2 separate regions of the Mus musculus genome follow, and region 2 is linked to region 1. The links are chromatin loops, found by intact Hi-C in ENCODE. Cell type or tissue: gastrocnemius. All regions are shown on one strand. Each heading gives the region's core, and the rest is flanking DNA. Links, peaks and the distances in the headings are about the cores only.

Region 1 (6,519 bases), core at 638-5,637:
AAAAGAGATGGGCTCAGATCCACACAGGTTTAGAAAGCAAAAGTTACATGTTTGTTTGTTTATTTGTTTGTTTTTATCATGAACATTTGAAAGTGCATACACATGATGCCCAATTGTCTCCAAATACTTATGTTTATACAAATAGGTTAGTGGTCAGTCTTGACCAGAGAAGCTCTTTCTGCAGTGGGAAACAGAAAGATCCAGAGCCGGTCCAAGTGCAGAGAATGCATGACTCTTGTGTGTTCAGCCTGTAAGGGTCCAGAGATCACTGGAGGAAGACCCCAGACTCAGACACTATGCAAAGACAAAGAGTATTTATTCTGCAGAAACATCCAGCATGCGGGGATCAACCATTTTTTGAAATGGTGACCCCAGACAAAGGCGCACAGGCCTTCTTATAGAGAACCAGGAGAACTCTCTAGAAGGAATAGGTAATTAAAATTTCATTAGTAGGTACTAGGGAGTCACAGGTGGTTAGTGATTTGCATTCCTATGTCATGCATGTTTAACCATAGCATGAGCTAGGACTGCCCAGTCCAGATGGCCCATCCTGAGGTAAGATATTTCCCCATTTTTTGTGGTTATCCACGGGCTGTTCTTTGGGAGGGGGGCTATGGCCTTTCTGGATTTTATGGTCTGTTCCTGGAGCTGGTGTCTTATGGCCTTCTTTCCAAAATCAGGTCTGGTCCTTACATGTAGACAAGTGGGGTTTATGTTGTCCTCTCAAGTCCTAAATACATCTATATCATACCCACCTCCAGCCTCAGAGAATATGGTGGACAAGGAGCAGAGAGATTGTAAGAGCTGGAGGGCAGGAAGGAGAGCGGTGAGACGATGTCTTCTGCACATGGCACGGCTGCTGTACTCAGGAAGCCTCAGCAGCGAGGATCGCTGTGCAAGTTCAAGCCCATCGGAGAGACCAGTCAGCATACTAGCAGGCAGCAGTCATTGAACTAAGTGGGTTACAAATAAACAAAACCAACCACACAAATGAGCAAACAAAAGAACACTAAGGTTAGAGAAAGACTTATTGAGGGGTGTCTGGGGAAAATGAGGTGAAGCCGAGAGCCTGCACCGGGACAAAATGCATAAATGTGTGAAATTGCCAAAGAGTAAATAAAAATAGTCTGAAAATTAAAATAGGCATTATACATATGTGAAATACATATTATAAATAGCATGGAAGTGTCGCGTCTGCTCTTGACCAGCAAGAACGACACGACACAGTCAGATTCTTCTCAACAGCCTTTATTGCAGGAATGCCTCGATGCTTCTACGGGGACCCCGGGCGCCCAGGGAGCCCTGCTTATATGCACCCCAGAACAAGAAAAGGCTCTGTGGCCCCCTGGGATTGGTCAGTCTGCCAGCACCCAATTTGCATGCACCCGCTCGGGAGGGGTTGGCGCCAAATTTGAATTGTCGCCTGCACGGTGGTGTTGTTTATGACAACGGCAACCGGAAACGGCACCATCTTGGAGTTGGCTTCCCACATGGAGGTATAAAGAGGATTTAAAAGGGAGGAAGATGAGGTCAGGGCCAGGAGGAAGGACAAAGAAAGGGTGATAAGATCTGTGTGGTATAAAAGCAGAAGGGACAATCAGGGGGAAGGGAAAGGGCCAGGAAGAGACTGGGAGAGGCACGGGAGAGCTATGAGGAGAGGAGTAAATAACAATTAAAATGAGAGGCATGTAGGAATGTTGTACTGATGTGCATCATTTTGCATGCCGACTAAAATATTAAGAAAAAGAAAGGAGTTGCTTGCTTCCAACTGTACCCTGTTGTACTACCAACCCTAATGTGACTTTAACTCCATGTAGCTTCCGAGACCTGGATCTGCCACTTTGTGGACACTGTAGTCACTCTAGTAACTCACTATAATGTTAGTTTGTATTTCACCCTTCTTATTAGGACTTTGACACTAATGAGTATTTTCTACTGGTAGATTGCCCATCCCTTGTATCTTCCTTGACAAGATGTCTTTGTTCAAACAGTATCCCTGCTTGTTGACAGAGCAGAGTTTTCTTGTTATCAGCACACGATATTTTTATGCACTTTAAAAAATGAATCCTTTGTCAGATGTGTGACTATTTTATCTGTGGCTGGAGCTTATCTATGCATTCCCTTTTATAACAGTCCTCTTAAATAACTCAAAACTTTCAGAAAAATTGCAAAACAGTTTAAAGGATTTCCACATTGCCTTTCCTCATAACCCATGAATGTTACCATTTCAACACCTCGACCTAAGTGTTACCACATTGTCTCCATTCCTGTCTCTTCTGTATTACTCCATGTCATTCTGTTTGTTTGCTTTTTGAGATGAGGTTCTTGCTATGTGGCCCAGACTGGCTTTGAACTTGTAGCAATCTGCCCTCGTCAACCTCCCATGCTCTGAGATTACAAATGTGCCACCATTCACAGCGCAACATTTTCTCCAAACCATTTCAGACTAAATGATAGAGATTATATTAAGTGGAAACGTAAGGGTTCTTTGGAAGGCCGGTTGGATGGTGTTTTGCTGGGGTAAACATGTGAAGGGACTTTTTGTTAAAATGGACACAGATGTCAAAGGCTAAGGCAGACTGGTGAAGGAACGTTTTGCTGAAGCAGACACAGGAGAGAGGATGTTCTGCTAAAGCAAGCATGTGAAAGAACACGTGATGAAGGCTCCTTTGCTAATGACATGCATGTATTGGTCTGCCTTACATTGTGTAGTTGAGCTGCATTTGTAGGGACTCCATAGAGAGAAATGCACCAAAAACCGTCGGCGGTTTGTTGTCTCTTCCAAGGACTTGAGCTGATTGGCAAGTTGATGTCAGCTGAGACAGACGCACGTGCTAAGACAAGGCGCCTGTTTGGAGGGTATAAATAGGACTGACAGACAGTGATGGAGACAGAGCTTGGCTTGCTGGAACAAGCTACCTGTGCAACGCTTGTGGGTCTCAAATATTTTCTGATCTTCACTTCCCTGAGAGAGGCACAGCCTAGAACTTCTCCTGGTGTTCCTCCTGGTCCCTCCTGCTGACTCGAGTTGAGGTTGAGGTCTGGCTGTCTCTACAAGGTCGTGTCAACTCTGTTGTTATCCCGACTCTACTGAACTAGACTGCTGGTGTATCTGTGAAGTGTTTGTGAGTGTTTCGAGCTGCCACTGCCTGCTGACCTGAGAACTGAACTGCTGATTTCCAGACAACACAGCCAGCTGGGAGTTGATCCAAAGAACCTTGCTAAACAGGTCCACTTCCCATGTATCCTTTCTTTTCTACTACCTCTGGCGGTGGCAGGCTAGAAGGAAGGTTAAAGTGTTTAAGAACCATCATTAAAAATAGGATTTGAAAAAATTAAAGTTACAATTATATTCTTTTATCTGTATTATCTCATAGTATGTGATCAAAAACAGTCCATTAACATTACCAGGATTTTACAATCAGTGGACCTTGTTCCAAACTCACCAGTTGTCTGACAACATCCTTTATGGCAAGAAAAAAAAGTTGCAACACTTGTGGGGGGAGGGGGGGTCATTGTCCTCTGATCTGGAGTATCTCATTTATTTGTTCACATACCATATTCGATATAACTCTATAGAGTACTTGCTATATATTTAATAGGACATCCTCTTCATTTACCCCATGGTATCCTTTGGCAGGGAGAGATTATTTTTTTAATTTGATGAAAGTACAGTTCATTGTTTTGGTATATTAAACTTTTTGTGTCCTATGGAAGGATTCTGGGATTGTTTGTTTGTATATGCATTTAAAAGCTTATTTTCATAATGAGGAAAGGTTTTATTTTGGCTCATGGTCCAAAGTATATGTAGTCTCTCATGGTGAAGTCACTGCAGCTGGAGCTTGGAGCAGCCAGTCATGTGGGTCCAATTATGTCTGAAGTCAAAAGAAAAAAGCAACAAACACTTGCATTTCAGTGTTGGGGGTTGTTTTGTGCTCTGTGTATTCAGATGCCGATTTCCATGCCCTGGGATCTAGCTACAGTCCAGAACCAGCTTTGGCATGAATATCAAAGAATCTCCCCATGACAGGAAAATGGATACAGAAGATATGGTTCATTTACACAATGGAATAGGACTGAGCTATTAAGAATGAGGACATCCTGAGTTTTGCAGACAAATGGATGGAACTGGAAAATATCATCCTGAGTGAGATAACTCAGACCCAAAAGGATGTGCATGAACTGCAGGGATGGAAATGGAGAGTAGCCTGAGGAAAAGAAGGTCCAGTGACAAGCCCAAAGTAGGATCCAGCTCAATGGGAGGCCCCAAGGCCTGACACTATTGCTGAGGTGCTCACAAAAAAGGGACCTATCACGACTGCCCTTCGAAAGTCCCAACAAGCAGCTGAAAGAGTAAGATGTAGATATTTGCACCCAAACAAATGGACAGAAGCTGCTGACCCCTGTGGTTGAATTAAGGGAAGGCTGGAAGAAGCTGAGGAGGAGGGTGACCCTGTAGGAGGACCAGCAGTCTCAGCTAACCCGGATGCCCCGAGATCTCTCAAACACTGGACCACCAATCAGGCAGCACACACCAGCTGATATGAGGCCCCCAACACATATACAACAGAGGACTGCCAGGTCTGGGTACAGTCAGAGATGATGCACCTAACCCTCAAGAGACTGGAGGCCCCAGGGAGTTTAGAGGTCTGGTGGGGTGGGAGGTGGAGGGGTGGGGACATCCTCGTGGAGACAGGGAGGCAGGGAGGAGGTATGGGATGTGGAACAGTCCGGAGGGTGGACCAGGAGGGGAGTAAAATCTGGAATGTAAAAAAAAAATTAAATGAAAAGAAGGGATACACACACACACACACACACACACACACACACACACACACACATATATATATCTGATTGGTTAATAAAAGGCTGAACAGCCAATGTCTGGGCAGAGGAGATAGAAAGCTGGACTTTTGATCCCAGCCAGGGGTCTTGGGCAGAAGAGCTAGGAAGAAGAAGTTGGCCAAGGGGCAGGTGAGGGTCCAGGAAGAAGGAGATTGCAATGAGGTCAGGCATGAGGAGGAGTTGCCAAAGGAGCTAGCTGGGTTAGAAAAACCTGCCACTTTAAAATTTCATCCTATATTTCAGTGCTCAGCTCTTTCTCCAGTCTTTCAAAAATGCTTAATGTTTTTCATTTTAGTTTATTGTTATTCATTCTTTAAGAATTTCAATGTAAGCCGGGCGGTGGTGGCACACGCCTTTAATCCCAGCATTTGGGAGGCAGAGGCAGGTGGATTTCTGAGTTCGAGGCCAGCCTGGCCTACAAAGTGAGTTCCAGGACAGCCAGGGCTACACAGAGAAACCCTGTCTCAAAAAAAAAAAAAAAAAAAAAAAAAGAATTTCAATGTATAGCCGGGCAGTGGTGGCTATACAGAGAAACCCTGTCTTGAAAAACCAAAAAAAAGAATTTCAATGTATTTTGACCATGTTCACTCCTCCTCCAACTCCCTCCAGATACATTCTCCCTTGCTTACTGACCCAACTGGTGTCTTCTTTATTAGCCCATAAAGTCCAATCTGTGCCATCTCCTGAGTTCATGGACATCCAACAGAGAATGGTGAACCCCCCTAGGGACCTACCCTTCAACAAAACTGACTCCCCTGTTCCCAGTAGCCACCAGTAGACGATAGCTCCTCAGCTAGGAATGGAGACTTCTGGTTAACCTGCCCTCTCATACTGGGATCTTGTCTGGCTGGAGCTTGCACAATTCCTGTACAGCTGCCCTGTTGTGTCCAGAAAACCATTAGCTCATAGTCACCCACCGTCACTGACCCTTACAGTCTTTCTGCCCCCTCCCCCCTCAATGACCCCTCAACCTTGGGGTGTGGCACCGGTGATGTCCCACTTAGGGCTGAGCATTCTACAGTCTCATTATCTGTACCTTGACCAATTGTCAGTCTCTATGTTGATCATCATTCACTAGAAAAAGACACTTTTCTGACTGGAGTTGAGAGATGCCCTGATCTATTAGGAATCAGTTTAATGGTATGTCCATTTGTCAGAGCAATAGTGATAGGTTCTACCCCTGGGCCTACCACCTGTCTAGCCACAGGTTCCTGGCCTAATAATGGTGTCACACACGGGTTTCGTGTTGTGGAGAAGACCTTAAATCCAATAACAAAGTGGTTGGTTACTTGAAGGGCATTATTGCAATGGTAGACTTGTCTTGCCAGGCTGGTTATTTATGAGGTTTGTAGGGTTCACAGGTGGGGTAAGATTGACGAATATTTTTCTCCTCCAGTGGCCTGAATACATGGAAAACTATTGACTCTTTCTAAAGTTTATTTTTAGTGATGTGGTGTGCCTGCTTGTCTGTATATGTGTAACCTTCCCTCAGCCTGAAGCTGGCTGAGCCAGACCTTGACCTTGCTACCACTAAGGAGATTACCTAGGATGGAGCCTTCCTCCCTAGATCACTCTATAGTTCAGCCATTGTCACTGTTCCTCTTCAAGATACTGCTACCTGCTGGGAGGCCGCCTAGCTATTCCTGAGGCCTCACCCTTTCTGCATGTCATCAC
Region 2 (6,519 bases), core at 702-5,701, 59 kb before region 1:
TCTTACAGGAACTTGAAGAAAATCCATGGAAGAAATGCCTGCTGCTTTACCAGGCCCGTGGTTAACTAGCCTTCTCATACAGCCCAGGACCACCTGCATAAGGAATAGTGCCACCCACGGTGAGCTAGGTCTCCTCACATCAACTAGCAATCAAGACCATCCCCACAGGCTAATCTGATCTGAGCAGTCCCTCAGCTGAGACTTTCTTCCCAGGTGACTCTAGGCTGTGTCAAGTTGTCAGTTAAAGCTAACTAAGGCAACATCTTAAATATTGCCTATTTGGTTTCAGCGTATGACTGCAATCTATCACCCCAGTGGCTAATTATTTTGTACATTTATGTGTGTGTGCATATGTGTCTCTGTGTGTGTATGTACATGCTGTGTATAGTTATGAAAGATTTAGGGTGTGCATGTGAGTGTATATACGTGTGTGTGTGTGTGCGCTCATGCATGTATGTATGTGTACATGGTGTGTGTACTTATAGAGGAGATAAGGTATTCGTGTATGTACACAGTGTGTACTTATGGAGGAGATAGTGTATGTACATGCATGCATTCATGCATGCATGTGTGTATGTGTGTACACGGTGTGTGCCTATGGAGGAGTTAGGATGTTTTACCTTGTTTGTTTTGTTTTGTTTTGTTTTGAGACAGGGTCTTTCAGTGGCCTGGCCCTTCCAACAGGCTAGACTGGGGAATTAGCAAGCCCCAGGGAAGTGCTCCCCCACCCACACACAGTGATAGGATTTCAAGCATGCTCTGGCTTTTTGCTTTCAGTTGCTTTCCAAGGATGAAACTCAGGCTCCCACCGCAAGCACCTTCTTGACTGAGCTATTAGTCTCCAGTCTAACGTTACATTGACTTAACAAAGCAGTTCTCCATCCATCTCTAACTCCCATAACCCTCTCTCTGTGGTATCAACAGAATCAACCAAAACGAGCCTCCTCAGAAGCCACATCTCCAACTTCAAGAGCAGCAGCAACAAAGACAGCTCCAACTCCAGCTCCAGGAGCCACACCTCAGCTCTCAGCAACAGAGGCAAGCGCGCCAGGCCTCCTACCCTGGAAGCCCCATTCATCTTTTTGCCCACTGGTCTATGCCTGGCAGACCTGGGTGAAATATGCTTGAGGGAGTTAAGAAAATAATAAAAATAAAAGGTCACCCTTGAAATGTTGCAGATTTCTCCCTCAGAGGCTCCCTGGTAAATCAGGCAAACCTAACCCTACTGCCCTGGGTTTTCTTAGGGCTAGATTTGTGCTACTTATATCTGGGTGTCAGGCAGACTCGGGGTGCACTGTCATAGTGTCAGGAGTGACATCCACTACTACTTGTGCTTTGAACTAGAAGCTCTCACACCTCATAGTAGGGTCATTTCTATCCTTGTATTTATAGAGGATGCCACCCAGTCAGCCTCTTTCTGGTTCCAACTGTCAGAGTTTTAAGGCTAAGAGTGAGGAAGGTATAACTTGCTCACTCAGTGACTGGTTAGAAGATGATTCTTCTTAAAATAATAAATGGGATAGGTTGCTCCCTATAGTGTGATCGATACATTCCAAATAAATCCTAAGTTACTAAATCCTAAGCACAGCACACAGGCCTCTCCGAAGTAGGCAGTGCCTAAATGACAAATGTCTGCCTGTGTTAACTAGTCATAGAATAACCACACTCTGCTGCAGCGCTGCTGTATGGGAAACCTTCCCAACTTGCTTGCATGTTCTCAGCCGGCTGCATGCAGTCCGCTAGCTTGCATGTTCTCAGCCGGCTGCATGCAGTCCGCTAGCTTGCATGTTCTTAGCCGGCTGCATGCAGCCTGCTAGCTTGCATGTTCTCAGCCAGCTGCAGGCAGTCTGCTAGCTTGCATGTTCTCAGCCGGCTGCAGGCAGTCTGCTAGCTTGCATGTTCTCAGCCAGCTGCAGGCAGTCTGCTAGCTTGCATGTTCTCAGCCAGCTACATGCAGTCCGCTCTTTATGGGACATGATTAACGTAACACGGTTTCTCAAGCATTTAACCAACTCACACCTGAACTTCTTTTCTTTGAGCTGCTGCTAATTCAGTGAAGGAAGAGTCCTTTCCGTTTAGAAATTCAAGTTTATATAAGGATATACATTTAAAGTCCCCAATACTAATTTCAACATTTGAACTTAATGATTCAACAGAATCTAACAGCCTTTGGTTTCCCATTCTAAGTGGAAGAACCGTGAAACAGAAGTGTCCAAATAAAAAAACATTGATCAAGTTGCTCCTCTAACAGTTGTGAGGGAGCCTAATACTGAGCGATCACTGGAGCATCATAGTCTTGCCACGTGGTTTAAATGTGGGTCTGGAGAAGACCTATGAGCGAATTTTCCCATAGAGAGATGCTTTCTTCATGGGAGGTAAGGCAGGGCAGTGTCACCCGTGCCTGCGACTGCAGTGGATGCTGCTAATGCATTCTGCCCGAGAGCCTACTCCGATAGGCTAAGCTATGGCCTCAGAAGCGGGCTGCCGTTATCTCTCTACCTGAATGAATGTGAGGCGTCCTTGATGTCGGCCCCAGTAGACAGATTCCACTTCCTTCCACAGAAATGAGCGTCCTGCTGACGAACAAGTGTCTAGATGACAAATTGTCAGAAAGCGCCAGTGGAAATGGAAGCCAAGTTAGTGGCCACACGTGAGTGCTTTAATCTAAGGAGGACTGTCTGTTCTGGTTTTGTTTACGAGCGACTAAGTTGCACATTTTTAAACTCTATAGTCTGTGTTCTTAGCTCTTCAGACACGTCCTCCAAAACCTGGCTCCAAACTCATGGCCTGGTGGCCAAGAAACTCACCATCGCAGATGCCTTGGCTGGAGCCATGGTACCCCACAGCTCCACCTATGTCCCCATCCTGAATAAGAATGTTGTCTCCAAGGTCTTTGATGAGGTAACGTGATTGCCTGTGTGCCTGTGTTTGAAGAGTTTTTTTTTTGTTTGTTTGTTTGTTTTGTGTTTTGTTTTCTGCTTAAATTTAAAAAGTAGCCTGCTTTGATGTCTTGAGCAGCTGTAGCAGAGATGTTTTAACGGAAGTTGCATGTGAATGAGAGAGAGGAGAGGTGGGGATTCTAAAGACTTCTCCTTCTAGGGTGGGAGGAACTGGCCGTCACTGAGCTGGAAGAAACAGGTGGGTCTACAGAGATGCTGAAAACTCTCTGGTAGGAGTTATGAATGAACATTCAGGGTCAGAGAGACCGAGGACAGGAAGGCTTGGCTGAAGAGACGAGGCCCTTTCTTTTCCCAAGTTGAATGACATTTTTTTTTCTCTATTATGAAAGCCACCACAGGCAAGAAGCGGGGGGAAGGGAGGAGGTGATAAATCTGAGGTAGAGAAGAAACTTTCCTAGAGAAGAAAAAAATCCTTCAGTATGAGTGTTTGTGGTAAGGTATATGTGTCCAAGGCCATGTAAGTATAGTTAGGCCCAGTCGGCCCTTGGGTCTGTGAGCTCTTTATCTACGGCTCCAACCAATCTTAGATCAAAAGTCGCCTCTGTGTTGAGCGTGTCCATCTCCCTGTTACTGCCTAACCAATGCAGTAAAACAGGTATTTAGGTAGCACTTACAGTGTAGCGGGTGTTGTGAATAGTTGGTAATTTAGGGAACAGAGGAGGATGTGGGAGGCTATATGCAGAAAACCCCTCCGTTTTACATCAGGGTCGTAAGCACCTGAGAAATTTGGTATTGGCAGCTGTGGTATGGTAGTATGTTCAATAGCCAGTACCTCTACCATGAGGATCAATTGTACTAAGAAGGAGCCGCAGTGTTTTGGAAGGGAGAAATCTGGATCGACAGTGGCTGTGACAGCCCTGTACATGACCCATGCAAGCTCAGGCCACACCAAAGCCCAGCATGCACAGGGGAGGCTGGCATGAGATCCCACCACTAGCTGAGGCGCTATTGGCACTTAATAGCCTCTGGGAGAGGGAGTGTTACTTCTTTAAGGTATGGCCTCCAGTAGGTAGGACAAGCGCCGGTGAATGGCCCCACGCTCCAGATTATGTGAGCAATGCAGTTAGACTCAGTGGACTTTAAAAACGTTAGGGTACAGTGATGGGCAGGGAGGGAAGGGAGGGTTGATCTGGGAAGGATATAGAGGAAAGGCATGCGTACTACCAACATTTATAAAGTTCTCAAAAAACTAATACATACAGTATTCTGCATAAAAGCATATAAAGTAGAAACAGTTATAAGAAAACATTGTACATATACAATGGAGAGAGGCCATAAGAGTTACATCATTAATGGGCACGTGTGATTCGGTACGTGCCAGTCCTAACGTTCAGCCTGTGTACACGCATACATGCCTTCTCACCACGGCAGGACATGAACATGATAAATACGCCACTGAAAAATCTGGAGAGAAAGCTGAAGAGACACACAAAAATATTTAACTTTAGGGGCAACCAGATACATGCGGTAGGACAAATCCAAGCTGAAAACTAATCGGATACCCCTCTCCCCATCAAATTGGAAAGGTTAAAAAAAAAAAAAAATCAAGGGCCAGGGAGATGGCTGGGTGGATCAAGGCTTCCGCCACCAAGTCTGACTTGAATAGGATGGGAAAGTTAGTTACCCCTGCAAGTTCGTCCTCTGGCCTCTACGTATGTGTTAATTAAGGACTTCCAACTTTGTCTTGAAGAAAACGAGAGAAGCTTTTTTCCCCTGGAGAAAGCTCAGCATTTTGGCGACAGGTAAAGGACAGTGTAGAGATGTGATACTGAGCGCCCAAGAGTCAGGAGGCAAGTCTGGACTGCAAGGGCCCTGTGGGAACACTGGACATCAGTGGAGGCTGGTGTGAAGTCATGTTGGCTGGGCCAAATGGTATGAGGCAGAGAGAACAAAGGGTTTAGAATGATCCTTAAGACTCGGTGTCAAAAGCACACAGCGGAAGCAAGGCTGCTATTCAACCGATAGACTTGACAAAACTGGGTATGCCCCACGGAGAATGAAATTAGACCAACAACTCTCCCTATGGAGAAACTTCAATTCAAAGTGGGTCAAAGCTTAAAACGTGAAACGCCAAGACTGCTAGAGGAAACCAGGGGATACATTTCAAGTCACAGGCACAGTCAAGAGTGCCCCGGACAAACCCCCAGTAGCAAAGGAAACTGGCCCGAGAACCAACAGACGGGATGGCATAAGATTAAAATGTTTCTCTGCAGCAAAGAAAATGTCCCAGGTGCAAACACACAACCCACAGGAGGGGAGAAAAATCTTTGCTAGCTGTACTTCAGACAGGAGGTTGATGTCTACCATATATAAAGAACCAAAAGAATTAAAGAATTCAATGAGAAACTACCTAATGAGAAATGTGGAAATGAAATGAACAGACCATTCTGGCAAGAATTTTTTTTTAAAGCCCTCGACATCCTTAGCCATGAAGGAAATGCTAATTTAAACCACTTGGATAGTCCTGTCTCACCCCAGTCAGAATGGCTCACAAGAAATGACCACGAATGTGTGGAGGATGTGAGGAAGGAGGGGGCCCTGAACCACCGCTGGGGGGAGGAGAGGTCTAACACAGCTATTATGGAAGCATTTGCTCAAGAAAATTAGAAACTATGATCTGATCCAAATACTCTACCCCATGGACTTCCTATCGTACGGCAGAGATGTCTGTGGGTCCATGCTCATGGCTGCTGACTTCACAAAATCCAGGAAATGGAACCTGCCTAGATGTCATTCGATAGATAAGTGGATAATGAAAATATATTATGTAGTATGTATAATAAATGGTGTATTACCCATTAAAGAAAAAAAAAGGTTATGAAACCTGTGGGGAGATGTGTGGATCTGGGAAGTATTATACTAAGTGAAATGACCCAGGTTTAGGAACACAGAAATCACATGTTCTAACATGTGCGCTCCATGTCAGTTACTTTTCTGTGGCTGGTAGAGGTCATGACTAAAGCAACTGAAGGAAGAGGGAATTCTAGCTTATGGCTCCAGAGGGATTCATGTCTATCAGGGTGGAGAGGCGTGGCCACAAGCCGCAGACAGCAGACATGGCCAGGGCAGGAAGCCAAGTTCACACCCTTTACTGTAAGCACAAAGCAGAGAGAAAAATCTGTAAGTTACACCGGCTTTTTTTTTTTTAACTTTTATTTATTTATTTTTTTATCTGCACCAAAGAAAGGACAAGATATTAAGCATCTCAAAACAAAGTCAAAAGCAGAGAGCCACAAACATATAAAGCCACCTACAAAACCAAATGTATCAGGAACCAACAGTCATCTCTCTTTAATATCTCTTAGTATTAATAGACTAATTTCACTCTACAAAGACATAAGTTTTTAAACTTTTAAGGGAGCTTCTCTGCTCTTTTCCACAAAAGCCATGCTGGTTGACATTTCCACTAGCAGTGTATAGACATTACTCTTCTCTAACACCCTCATCATCATTCCTTGCCATGACTTTTCTAGACAGATGTTAGGAAAGTTACACCAGCTTTCAAGTTCGTTTGTTCTTTCTTTTTTAAAGATTCATTAATTTATTTCATGCATATGAG

The links. A loop is a pair of places that touch in the nucleus more often than their neighbours do. Peaks named below come from ENCODE experiments on the same cell type or tissue, not always from the same donor. Only the 100,000 strongest peaks of a DNase experiment are listed, where the experiment ranks them.
Region 2: a loop joins it to region 1, with 2.1 times the contacts of the local background. A loop is called at or near these places in 1 of 42 quality-filtered maps.

What each region holds. Positions count from the first base shown.
Region 1 is chr1:37,199,372-37,205,890 of GRCm38, forward strand. No RefSeq gene overlaps it. Among named protein-coding and RNA genes, the nearest start is that of Cnga3, 17 kb to the right of the region's middle. In gastrocnemius, for the core only: no CTCF peak of the experiment used is centred there; no DNase peak of the experiment used is centred there.
Region 2 is chr1:37,140,167-37,146,685 of GRCm38, forward strand. It overlaps Vwa3b (von Willebrand factor A domain containing 3B), which reads left to right. Exons shown (of 28, transcript NM_001370828.1): 17 at 925-1,038; 18 at 2,563-2,650; 19 at 2,745-2,901. All of the region lies in intron 1 of Gm37020 (a long non-coding RNA gene), which reads right to left. Among named protein-coding and RNA genes, the nearest start is that of Gm37020, 6.7 kb to the right of the region's middle. In gastrocnemius, for the core only: no CTCF peak of the experiment used is centred there; a DNase peak (open chromatin) is centred at 2,802.